3 separate regions of the Homo sapiens genome follow, and all the other regions are linked to region 1. Evidence: chromatin contacts called from ENCODE Hi-C or POLR2A ChIA-PET data. All regions are on one chromosome and are shown on one strand. Each heading gives the region's core, a stretch centred on a gene start or an enhancer-like site at or near the end of the contact. The rest is flanking DNA. Distances are from core to core; before and after follow the strand shown. Region 1 overlaps NDUFC2-KCTD14 (NDUFC2-KCTD14 readthrough). Region 2 holds the start of AQP11 (aquaporin 11). Region 3 overlaps RSF1 (remodeling and spacing factor 1).

Region 1 (4,046 bases), core at 693-3,192:
GTTTTTTTTACCAGGGGTCCTTGCTCACAGAGCTCCCAAGATGGTGGCGAGCTACTTCCAAGATGGTGGCAGGCCACTTCCAAGATGGTGGCAAGCCTTTCTTGGCCTCACGGATTCCAAGGAATGGAATCTTGGGCCATGCGGTGAGTGTTATAGCTCTAGTAGAAGCCGTGGGTCACGGAAGAGAACCGTGGAACCCAGTGACTAGTGTTCAGCTCGATTAGGATGAACCAAGGCACTTAGCTGTGCAGGAACAATGGCAAGCCTTTAGCACGATTGGGAGTGGCAACGGGAGTCTCGCTGGATCAGGAGCACAGAGGACACCCTGCCAGATCCGGAGGGATGGGAGTCAGTGGCAAACAGCAGTGGTGGATGGTGAGCGAAAGCTCAGCTCGAGCCGTAACAAACATGGACCAGAAGAGTGCAGTTGCAAGATTTAATAGAGTGAAATAGCGTGAAAACAGAGCTCCCATACAAAGGGAGGGGACCCAAAGGGGGTTGCCATTGCCGGCTCCAGTGCCTGGGTTTATATCCTGATCATCGTCCCTCCCGCTGTGCTCTCAGGCAACAGATGATTGGCTATTTCTTTACCTCCTGTTGTTGCCTAATTAGCATTTTAGTGAGCTCTCCTTACTATCTGATTGGTCCCATGTGAGCTAAGTTGTAAGCCCTGTGTTTAAAGGTGGAAGCGGTCACCTTCCCAGCTAGGCTTAGGGATTCTTAGTCGGCCTAGGAAATCCAGCTAGTCCAGTCTCTCAGTTTCATGCAGACTGGGTCTGCTGTGTTCTTGGGTCTCCAGCATCCAGCCCTGAGCCCACCCACACACAGTAGGTTTGCTCCCTGCAGCAACATCATAAACTCCAGTGCCCCTACCTACATCCTGCTGCCACTGCGCCAGTGCCGCCCTGGTGAGTCATCAGACCCAGTGTGCTGGCCCCTGGGGTGATAGAGCCTCTAATGGAAGCTTGACAGACTGTGTGTCTCCCAATCCTTGAAGCCCAGAGTGCCTGGGTCAACCTGGCTTACCAGGCAACTCCCACTTCGGAGATCTGTTAGCTTTGTCCTTTGTGAGAGGCAAAATCACCTTCCATTCAAATTAAGTCCTAGTGGCCGGGCGCGGTGGCTCACACCTATAATCCCAGCACTTCAGGAGGTTGAGGCGGGCGGGTCACCTGAGGTCAGGAGTTGGAGACCAGCTTGGCCAACATGGTGAAACCCCATTTCTACTAAAAATACAAAAATCAGCCGGGCGTGGTGATGCGTACCTGTAGTCCTAGCTACTGGGAGGCTGAGGCAGAAGAATTGCTTGAACCCGGAAGGCGGAGGTTGCAGTGAGCCAAGATCACGCCATTGCACTGCAGACTGGGGGCCAAGAGTGAAACTCCATCTCAAAAAAAAAAAAATAATAAAATAAAATAAAAAATCAAGGCCTAGCAAGGAGAATGTTGGTTGCCTTCTCTCCCTGGGGAAGGGATGACTCACAGAACAGGAGTGGTGGATGGAGGACAGACAGCCACCGAAGAGACAGAGAAAAGACACAGAAATGAGGCTGGATTCCAGGCGGAGAAAATTAAAAGGTGCAGAAAGAAGGCAAAAGAGGAAGAAAACAGCAGAGAGACACACAAAGAGAAAAGAGCCAGAGAGAAAGAGGAGCAGAGTTAAAGAGAGAAGAGACACAGGAAGAAGTGGAGGGAGAAAGAGGAAACAGAAAGGAAAAAAAGAAGAAAGAAAGAAAGAAAAGAGACAAGGAAGAGAGAAGGAGAAGACAGGAGAAAGGAAAAAGAACATGGAGCAGGAAGTGAGTTTCTGAGGGTACTTTGAATCAGCCAGAAAAAATGCCCGTACTTCAGATTCCAGGAAGACATGACACGGGAAACGGGGGCAGCCTTGGCTTGGTTCTCAGCTCCTGGCCAGCGGCCAGCTCTGGTTTCAGCCCTTGCCTGCAGCCCCGGAAGTCTGTTGGAGGTCAGACTCTGAACATGGGGCAAAAACATAAACAGGGCAGCCACACTCTGTGTGCCTGGATGGTGGGCACAGCTTTCTTAGTAATTTGGAAACACTGAATAAGAGCTCAAAAAAGTGCCTACTCCTTGCACAGTGCCTTAGCTATCAAGGATGCTCACTGCAGCACTATTATAGTAGAGAAAGAGAGAAAAAATACAGAAGGAAGGAGAGAAGAAAGAAGTAAAATGTGGCTTAGTAGATTTATGATACATTCATACAACACAATGCTCTGTCGCCATTTTAAAAAGTGGTACAGAAGAGCCCTTCATATGGGGGAAATCGTCACGATACCAGGTGGAAAAAATGAGTACACTTTTTTTTTTTTTTTGAGACAGGGTCTCACTCTGTCTCCCAGACTGGCTCACTGCAGCCTCAACCACCTGGGCTCAAGTGATCCTCCCACCTCAGTCTCCTGATTAACTGGGGCTACAGACACATATCAACATGCCTAGCTATTTTTTTTTCTTTTGTAGAGACAAAGTTTCACCATGTTGCCCCAGGCTCATACATGTTTAAATAAATCTTTTCTTTTTTTTTTTCTTTTTGAGACAGAGTCTTGCTCTGTCACCCAAGCTGGAGTACAGTGGTGAGATCATGGCTCACTGCAGCCTCAACTACTGGGGCTCAAGCAATCCTCCCGCCTCAGCCTCCTGAGTAGCTGGGATTACAGGAGCACACCACCACACCTGGCTAATTTTATTTATTTTTTTTGTATTTTTTGTAGAGATGGGATCTCTCCACATTTTCCAGGCTGGTCTTGAACTCCTGGGCTCAAGCGGTCTGCCTGCCTCGGCCTCTCAAAGTGCTGGGATTACAGGCATGAACTGCCGCACCTGGCCTGGTTAAATAAATATTTTAAATGGCATGATTCAAGTTTTGTTAGTGGATATATATGTAGTAGGGGTGGCACCAACCCTGTCCCAGTTCAAGGTCCTCTTGAAATTCAGTTCAGCCCAACCCTGTGGTCAGAGACACCTGTTTTTTTGTGTTTTTTTTTTTTTTTTTGTAATCTAAAGTCCAGACTCTACTCCTTCCCTCCTAGCCCCATATTCTCCCTTCTGGGGAAATTCCCATGAGTTTTAGGCAGGGCGCCAATTCCTGGCCCTTGCTCCCGCTATGGAATCCCTTGCAAGAGATGGGATTCTTTTGCTGGCAGCCCCTGGTACATCCGGGCCTGACCGTGACCACAGCAGCAGTAGCCATCCAGTTCTGCAGTGTGGCTCCAGTCAGGCTCCTGGCCTGGGCCCTCTGAACTCCTGGTCCTCGTCCTTTGTGAACACTGATAGTCTTCTAAGAAATTCTCTTTCTGTTTCAGGGGGTGACATTGGCCTCTGTTGCTTGTCCCCAGGATCCCTCTCTGACACCCCTGCTGTGTTTGCTGTGGGGAGTTCTGCTGCCACCACCCATTAGGTATGCAGGTCACCCCCTCTCTTGGGTCCAGGTGTCTGGGCTGTGTGAGATGGTGGAGAAGCTGTTCACTTGGGGTAACCAGCTGGGGCCTACGCACTTGGGCTGGGGAGCCAGTGAGCGGGGAGCCAGATGGGGTGCGGTTGATTCCTCTCCAGGAACCCAAGGAGGACAAGTTGGGAGAGGTCCTGGGTCCAGGCCATGGGAGATGCCCTTCTGAGTGACAGTGGACAGTTGGTAAACAATAATTGTTTGCACGTGGTCCTGGGCACCAGAAAATTGGCCCTGCAGGCCAGAGGCCATCAGCATGGCCTGAGAAAGAGGTTTGGGGTAAGAATAGGGAGAGGATGCGAGAACCTCTCACTCGAACTGGACCAGGGAAAGGCCTATGGGGCTTCAAAAGATGTCTCAGAGAAGGCAGGAGGAGCTGTCCACCAGGAACAGGACACCCGAGGTCCCAAGACTTGGGACGCTGCCCATGTTGGCTACTTCGTTCTGTCCTGTCTTTGCTGGCCAATTTTCAGTCAGAAACCCTTACATGGGAAGGGCCTCTGGATATGTTTGGGGAAGTAGAGAGAAAGGATGGTGTGGGGGGCAGAGTGCCTTAATCCATGCTGGTCTGGTGGGGAAGCCTG
Region 2 (4,046 bases), core at 999-3,498, 450 kb after region 1:
CAACCTCCTGGACTTGGGTGATCCTCCCACCTTAGCCTCCCAAGTAGTTGGGACTACAAGTGCGCACCAGCACGCCCGGCTAATTTTTGTATTTTTTGGAGAGATGGGATTTCTCTTATGTTGCCCAGGCTAGTCTCGAACGCCTGGGCTCAAGCGATCCACCTGCCTTGGCCTCCCAAAGTGTTGGGATGACAGGTGTGAGCCACCGTGCCCGGCCCCCTTCACTCTTCTATACCACTTATTTCCATTTATGTCTACTTAAAAAGTGGTACTAGACCTAAAGAAGGGGAAATTGATTGGGAAGGCTTGCTTTCTTTCTTTTTTTTGAGACAGAGTCTCACTGTTGTCGCCTGGGCTGGAGTAAAATGGCGCGATCTCAGCTCACTGCAACCTCCGCCTCCCGGGTTCCAGCAATTCTCCCGCCTCAGATTCCCGAGTAGCTGAGATTACAGGCGCCCACCACCATGCCTGGCTAAATTTTTTTTGTATTTTTAGTAGAGACGGGGTTTCACCATGTTGGCGAGGCTGGTCTCAAACTCCTGACCTCAGGTGATCCACCCACCTCGGTCTCCCAAAGTGCTGGGATTACAGGCGTGAGCCACCGCGCCCGGCTGAAGGCTTTCATTTTTACCCTAGAAGGTCAAGTACGTGTTTAGGAGTCCTTATCTTGAAGTTTGCTTCTAGTCATTGTTTCACTTTTAATGGGCAGAAGATTATTACCACAAATTTCCTTTGTTGTTATTTCTGCCTCCACAGTCTTTTATAATTTAGATGTAGTCCCAATAAAGATATTCTGTTGTAATCATTTAAAATGACACATTTCATCATTAAATACTTGTGTTTTGGATTTCCTCCTCCCACTTAGGACTAGATTGCCCACTGCATCTGAGATCTGTCAAAGTAAACAAATGGTTTAAAAGAAATCAACAGATTTCTCAAGAGTTATATTTTAAAAAGCATCTTTAATTTGAAGCAAGTTATCATTTAAACATTTTTCTTAATAGGTCACTTAAAAGTTCATGTATAACTCAAAATGAATTATTAAGGAAATAAGAAATTTCATAACTCAAAATGAATTATTAAGGAAATAAGAAATGACTTTAAATCATTTATAGGACTAAAATGGAACTACAAAATTTCTACCCTCCGCTCTTATACTAACCAATCATGTGCCTTGTGCTTTAAATCGAAAGGAACTTTGTAAAGCCAGGATCATTTTTCAGTAAGAGTATCCGAAACGATCTATACCACCTTGGCATGAAGAAAGAGGCAGTTAATAAGTTATCTTTCCTTTCTACCATTAAAACAATCCCTTTGTAGGATATCTGAACCCTTGGCAATATCTCACAGTATCTCAGTTTCAGCACAGAGGTGGCTCCTTTCTCTGGGTGTTCAAAGCAGCACTGCATGAAGGCTCTACGTGTCGGCCCTACTGGTTAAGAACGGGCTGCAAAATGGTTAGAATAACGGGGATACCAGCATTTACATCATAGCGGGATAGACGGTTTCAAATGTATTTTAGTAAAGAACTTACAGCCTCATGTCATAGAGGCTCTGGAAGTGCCAAGTATTTGGTGAGAATGACAAACCTGCATAGACCAAAAAGGTGATGAGTGCAGCCAGCAGGTGGATACGAAGCTTGGTTCGGACTTCCTGGAAGTGCAGCAGAGCGCTGTGGAAGAGAAAGGAGCAGACGGCCTCTGTGATGACCGCTTTGAGCAAGTCGACTCGGATGGGATTCTTGCAAGCGAAGCTCCTCTCGCTGACGTGATACTGGGTCAGACCCAAGCTCCACAAGGCGCTTGTGCAGTACCTGCTGCACAGGGCACTAACCAGCTGAGCCAATAGCCTCACCGCACCCGTCTCGGGGGACATGCCCCCCAGCATCATCTGCATCATCACGCCGCACGGGTTGCTGGACGTGCCCACCAGAGTCAGGCCATGCACAAGCGAGAAGAAGTAGACGAGCGTCAGCGTCCAGGTGGGGTGCGCGGGGTGCTGTTCGCTCAGCAGTTGCAGCTCGTGGGTGCAGCAGCAGAGCTGGAAGGTGGCTAGAAACTCCAGGACGAAGGCGTGGGCCACCGGCCTGTGCAGCTGCTGCCGGGCGACTACGCGGGCCAGCCCCATGAGCAGCACCACCGACAGCATCAGTCCCAGCGAGGTGCAGGTGTCCTGCAGCTCGGACCGGAGCCCCAGCAGCGGCGACATGGCTCCGTCGCCGCCTGAGCGGGTTGCGGGCTCCGGCTCTGGGTAGGAGGCGGTCTCCAGGCCCGAGTCCGAAGTCCGCAGCCCCTCCCCTCCTCACGCCCCTCGGGGCGGGACGAGCGGGAGGCTCCCGAGCGGCACACTTAAGAAGTCCTCCCCGCCTCCCCGGCTTGGCGCTGGGGTGTTGGAACCAGAGCCGAGGAGGCGGGGAGGCGGGGAGGCGGGGAGGCGCGGGGAGGCGCGGGGAGGCGAAGGGAGGTAGCCTAGGGCGCCGGCCGCAGGGCCAACGGTCAGCCGAGCCCACCGCGCACTCACCCTCCGCAGTCTCCCTCAGGGCCTTGTAGGCGGGCGCGGCGGCGGAGGGCCGGCGCGGCGCGGTCGACGCAGCGCTCTTGGTGCCCACTGCGCACGCGTGCTGCGGCCCTTGCGCCCCTGCGGGCGGTGACACCCGGACCACGGGGCGGAGAGGAGCGGCACGGCGCGGCGGAGCTCTGATGGTTGCTTTGCAGCGAGGACCTTAGAGTTTTTCTTTCCCCGCTCCACACTGTAAAACCGTGGAGCTGGAAAGACCGCTGAAGGCCATCTCACATAGCCACCTCGTTTTTATCAATGGGCGACTGAAATTGAGAGGGGAGACGCGGCGCAGGGGGCGGGTGAGTTAGTGGGCGTAGACCGGTGCGCAGGGCCTCCTGGAGCCTTGCTTTTCTTCACCTGCCAAAAAACATTTCTAAAAATGGTGGTAATATATGCCAGATAAAATTCGCCACTTTAATCAATTTAAGTGTATATTTCAGTGGCATCGATTACCCTCACAGTGTTGTTCAACAGTCACCTCTTTTTTCCAGAACTTGAGCGGTGATTCTTCAAAGTGTAGCCTAGTTTTAGCATGTGACTGTCTATAACCTTTGGCATGAACTCTTTACGTATAATATGAAACAGTTGTGTCTTACTGTTACATGCACTCTTCGTGAAGAGGAAACAACAGGTAACTGGAGAGGTCTGTTTCCAAGAACTGGGGGTCCTGGCGCACCTCTTCCATCTGCTTTGAAAGCAGGAATACGGCTGCGTGAGGTGGAGCGCGTCCGGAGTCCCAGCACGGAGAGGCTTAGGTGGGAAGACCGCTTGACCCCAGGAGTTCCAGGCTGCAGTGAGCTGAGATCGCGCCACTGCACCCCTGCCTGGGCCACAGAGCGAGACGCTGTTTTTAGAAACAAAAACAACAACAAAAACCGGGCGCGGCTGGGCGCGGTGGCTCACGCCTATAATCCCAGCACTTTGGGAGGCCGAGGCGGGCGGATCACCGGAGGTCGGGAGTTCGAGACTAGCCTGACCAACATGAGAAACCCCCGTCTCTACTAAAAATACAAAATTAGCCGGGCATGGTGGCGCATGCCTGTCATCCCAGCTACTCGGGAGGATGATGCAGGAGAATCGCTTGAACCCGGGAGGCAGAGGTTGTGGTGAGCCTAGATCGCGCCATTGTACTCCAGCCTGGGCAACAAGAGCGAAACTCCGTCTCAAAAACAACAACAACAACAACAACAACAACAACAAACCAGTCAAACAAACAAAAAACAAAACATGAAAGCCACTTAGTACAGTTCCCAATACGTAGAAAATATTCACTAAGTGGTAGCTTACAGTGGAAACAGCAGGTTTCAGCAGCCAGAGTGCACGGCTCTTGCCACCGCATTCCAGTCCCAACAGCTTGTCCCCTGGGGTGGCCCATTGTAGGTGCAGCACTTTGGGAGTCCGAGGCAGGCGGATAACGAGGTCAGGAGTTCAAGACCAGCCTGGCCAACATAGTGAAACCCCGTCTCTACTAGAAATACAAAAATTAG
Region 3 (4,046 bases), core at 1,140-3,639, 370 kb after region 1:
TATTTTTAGTAGAGAGGGAGTTTCTCCATGTTGGCCAGGCTGGTCTCAAACTCCCGACCTCAGGTGATCTGCCCACCTCAGCCTCCCAAAGTGCTGGGATTACAGGCGTGAGCCAGCACGCTGGCCAGCTCAACAAATTCTTATGACTTCTGGAGTTAAGAGTTCTTAAAATTCTGTTCTTAAGACTTATTTCTGACTAAATTTTTCTCATAGAAAGCACATCTGAGAAAATACATACTGATTGATACGTTAACTTCATATCAGATGCCTAGTAGGATTGTGATGACTCCTTGGTTGTCAAATGTTTCCACTCCTAAACCTTCATCTTCATAGGGTTTCTTGGAAATCATTCTCAATAAACTGTGAACATTTCCCTCAGATGCCCAGCTGTTGGAGAGAGAAGAATACAAGTTAACTCTCATTTAGACCACAGTCAGTGTTGAGTAGTTTTTACAGATTAACAGTAGTTGATGTTGTTATAGAGTATGCTTATCCCTATTAAGTGAGTAAATAGAGGCTCAACCGCTACAAGAAATGAATGCTTTATGTAATTGGCAAATTGATAGGTGTCATCTTATTAGAGAAGAACCATAGATATGAGTATCAGACTCTGGCCATCCTTGTGGGTTTTTTTTGGTTTTATTTATCTTTTTTCCTAAACCATCTAAATAAGTGATGATAATATCATGCCCCTTTATCAGTGATTATTTCCTAAGGACAAGGACATTTTCTTACATCACCACAATGCAATTACCAAATTCAGATATTTTAACATTGATATAATGCTATTACCTAATTAACAGTACACATTCAAATTTTTAACAAGTATCTCCATATTATTCTTTATATCTTTTTTTTCTTTTCCTAACCCAGGATCCATTCCAGGGCTATGCGTTTATTCACATCTCTTTAGTCTCCATTAATCTGGAATAATCCTCAAATTTTGTCTCATCTTGATATTTTTAAAGAGTACATACTAGTTGTTTTGTAGATGTTTCCCAGTTTTGATTTCTTTTGTTTCCTTGTGATAAGATTCAGATTATGCATTTATAGTGGGAATAGCACAGAGAATGTTGCATCTTCTGAGTCTCTTTATTATTTTTCCTTATAATTAATAAGTAATTTGTGGGAATTTGAGACTATTTAAATATCCTTTTCCTTATATTTCACCTGCTAGTTTTAGTTCCTGTGGATAATTCTAACTCTGTCATTTCTGTTATATTTATTTATTGTTGTTCTGTAAGGAAGAACATTTCCCTTCTCCTCCATATGTTTGTTTATTTATGACAGTGTAAACTCGTGGATTCTTATTCTGATCAGTGGATATACTACATTCCCATCACTATTTAGGCTCCATTTGTCCCAAATTTGGCCAATGAGAACCACTTCAACCTATTGGCTAGCTATTTTGAAATGTTTGAAATCCACAAAAGAATAACAAGCTTGAATGTCGTACTTCGGTGGAATTTAACATTCTGAAAAACAGCTGTGACATAATGCCACAGCCTCACTCTGGCTTATTGATCAGAGATGACAGGAACAATGCTATTTAGCAGTGCTTTGCAAGTTTAACTAGGTCTGTGTGCTTTATTTAGCAGATTTGTATTCTTTATGGAGAAGAGTCAAAAATATATCTTGAGTTCTGTATTTATGTGGAACAGATTCATGAGTTTTCTTTGGTTAGAGGGCATAACCTCTGCAATACATTATGACTATAGTGACAGGTAGAACAGCATATTATCAGGAGGCGGATTTGTGGTAGCCGTCTACCAAGAAGAGCAGTCATGGCAGCTGTGTACCTGACCAGGTAGCTGTAGGTCGACTGCAGTAAGGACTATTTCTAAAAAAGTATAAAACATTTAGGCTGGGTGTGGTGGCTCACACCTGTAATCCCAGCACTTTGGGAGGCCGAGGCAGGCGGATCACTTGAGGCCAGGAATTCAAGACCAGCCTGGCCAACATGGCGAAACCCCATCTCTACTAAAAATACAAAAATTAGCCAGATGTGGTGGCGGGTACCTGTAGTCCCAGCTACTCGGAAGGCTGAGGCAGGGGAATTGCTTGAACCCGGGAAGTGGAGTTTGCAGTGAGCCAAGATCATGCCACTGCACTCCAGCCTGGGCGACATAGTGAGACTCTGTCTCAAAAACAAACAAACTAAAAAGGATAAAACATTTTCTAATCTTGAGGATTCACCGCTAAGAGTATATATTGTGAGGTTTGGCATTAAAAACCTGCACAGATTGAGTCATTTTTTTTTTTTTTAAGGGAGACTTAAAGGCCAGGCATGTGGTAATCTCAACACTTTGGTAGGTAGCCAGGAGTGGTAGTGCATATGCCTGTGATCCTAGCTTTAGCTACTGGGGCAGCTGAGGCCAAAGGATCTCTTGAGCCCAGGAGGTTGAGGCTGTAGTGAGTCATGTTCATGCCACTGCACTCCAGCCTGTGTGATAGTGAGATACTCTCTCAAATAAAATGAGACTCATAAAAGTTACTGTTCACTTAAAAATATTTATGACTGAACTCTGCTTGGTAGCTTTTCATTTTTATAACCTAAGCTACATTTCTAAATAGACTTAAATTTTGTACTTTGTTCTTCCTTTTTTTAAAATAGAAAGTGACTTCAGTGATGATTTTAGTGATGATTTTGTAGAAACTCGGCGAAGGCGGTCAAGGAGAAATCAGAAAAGACAAATTAACTACAAAGAAGACTCAGAAAGTGACGGTTCCCAGAAGAGTTTGCGACGTGGTAAAGAAATAAGGCGAGTACACAAGCGAAGACTTTCCAGCTCAGAGAGTGAAGGTAAGGCATAGGTCTCCTATATATAGAAGTTTGGACAGGGCAAAATAGACATTATAAAGTGAACTCAGGATTGTGATTCTGTACCATTCTTTGAAACTCATATAACCAGGCCAGGCATGGTGGCTCACGCCTGTAATCCCGGCAGTTTGGGAGGCCAGGGCATGCAGATCACTTGAGGCCAGGAGTTCAAGACCAGCCTGTCCAACATGGTGAGACCTTGTCTCTACTAAAAATAAAAAAATTAGCCTGTGTGGTGATACGCGCCTGTAATCTTAGCTACTCAGGAGGTTGAGGCAGGAGAATTGCTTGAACCTGGGAGGCGGAGATTGCAGTGAGCCAAGGTTGTGCCACTGCACTCCACCCTGGGTGACAGAGCAAGACTGTGTCTCAAAAAAAAAAAAAAAAAATCCATATAACCAGTAGTATCTTTGAGATAAAACCTATAATCTTGTGCCTACCATAGTTTAAATAAAAGATACTCGATAAGAGGCTAATTTTTAAGATCTCCATTGTAATTTAAATTTTCATTGAAACTAGAAAAGTCTCAGAAAATTGTGATCTGATCAAGATTATTCTACTTCTTTTTCTTACTCCCTTATTCATGGCCCTCATTTTGAAATAACCTCTTATGTCCTTAATAGCTAAAAGGTTTCAAATAAAAGTGCCTACTGTCTCTTTCACCTTGACTATGATTTCAGTTGGAAACCGAAATCATTATTTCCTAATAGCTATAACTGTGCCCCCTACCAGTAGTACAAGACAAGCTCTAAAATATGAATTTCTTACATCCATTTAGTCTTTTTTGTTTTACTTAAATTATATATATATAGTGTATATATATATACACACATATATACATATAAATATATATATATATATATATATATATATATATATATATATTTTTTTTTTTTTTTTTTTTTTTTTTTTTTTTTGGTGACAGAGTCTTACTCTGTCACCCAGGCTGGAGTGCAGTGGTGTGATCTTGGCTCACTGCAACCTCCGCCTCCCAAGTTCAAACGATTCTCCTGGCTCAGCCTCCCAATAGCTAGGATTTTAGGCATGTGCCACCAAGCCTGGCTAATTTTTGTATTTTTAGTAGAGATGGGGTTTCACCATGTTGGCCAAGCTAGTCTCGAACTCCTGACCTCAGGTTATCCGCCCACCTTGGCCTCCCAAAGTGCTGGGATTACAGGCGTGAGCCACCGCGCCCGGCTTTATGGCCTGTTTTGAAGATTGTTTT

The links. A loop is a pair of places that touch in the nucleus more often than their neighbours do. ChIA-PET counts read pairs that join two places held with the same protein, here RNA polymerase II (POLR2A). Pooled maps may share reads with other maps.
Region 2: a loop to region 1 is called in a pooled map, with 4 times the contacts of the local background. The contact joins the promoter of AQP11 here to the enhancer-like site in region 1. A Hi-C loop is called at or near these places in 1 of 168 maps with a recorded cell type or tissue (dorsolateral prefrontal cortex) and 6 of 50 pooled maps. POLR2A ChIA-PET finds 5 or more read pairs at or near these places in 1 of 52 experiments (PC-9).
Region 3: a pooled map shows a loop between it and region 1 (2.1-fold over the local background). The contact joins two enhancer-like sites. A Hi-C loop is called at or near these places in 3 of 50 pooled maps. POLR2A ChIA-PET finds 5 or more read pairs at or near these places in 3 of 52 experiments (BJ, MCF 10A and activated naive CD4-positive, alpha-beta T cell).

Annotation. Positions count from the first base shown.
Region 1 is chr11:78,038,032-78,042,077 of GRCh38, reverse strand. It overlaps NDUFC2-KCTD14 (NDUFC2-KCTD14 readthrough), which reads left to right. Exons shown (of 3, transcript NM_001203262.2): 2 at 3,320-3,414. The coding sequence ends at 3,414. It also overlaps a transcript of KCTD14 not described here. Among named protein-coding and RNA genes, the nearest start is that of KCTD14, 17 kb to the right of the region's middle. RefSeq lists a silencer at 1,838-1,897 and an enhancer at 1,534-2,490. Within about 2 kb of position 1,942, at least 34 of the 41 ENCODE cell types and tissues checked have a DNase peak (open chromatin) inside an H3K27ac peak, as active enhancers do; they include PC-9 and dorsolateral prefrontal cortex, where a contact is called at or near this core.
Region 2 is chr11:77,588,155-77,592,200 of GRCh38, reverse strand. It overlaps AQP11 (aquaporin 11), which reads right to left and starts at 2,248. Exons shown (of 3, transcript NM_173039.3): 1 at 1,590-2,248. The coding sequence starts at 2,208. RefSeq lists a silencer at 2,272-2,901.
Region 3 is chr11:77,670,799-77,674,844 of GRCh38, reverse strand. RSF1 (remodeling and spacing factor 1) reads left to right here. Exons shown (of 16, transcript NM_016578.4): 15 at 2,615-2,803. Among named protein-coding and RNA genes, the nearest start is that of CLNS1A, 35 kb to the right of the region's middle. Within about 2 kb of position 2,389, at least 2 of the 41 ENCODE cell types and tissues checked have a DNase peak (open chromatin) inside an H3K27ac peak, as active enhancers do.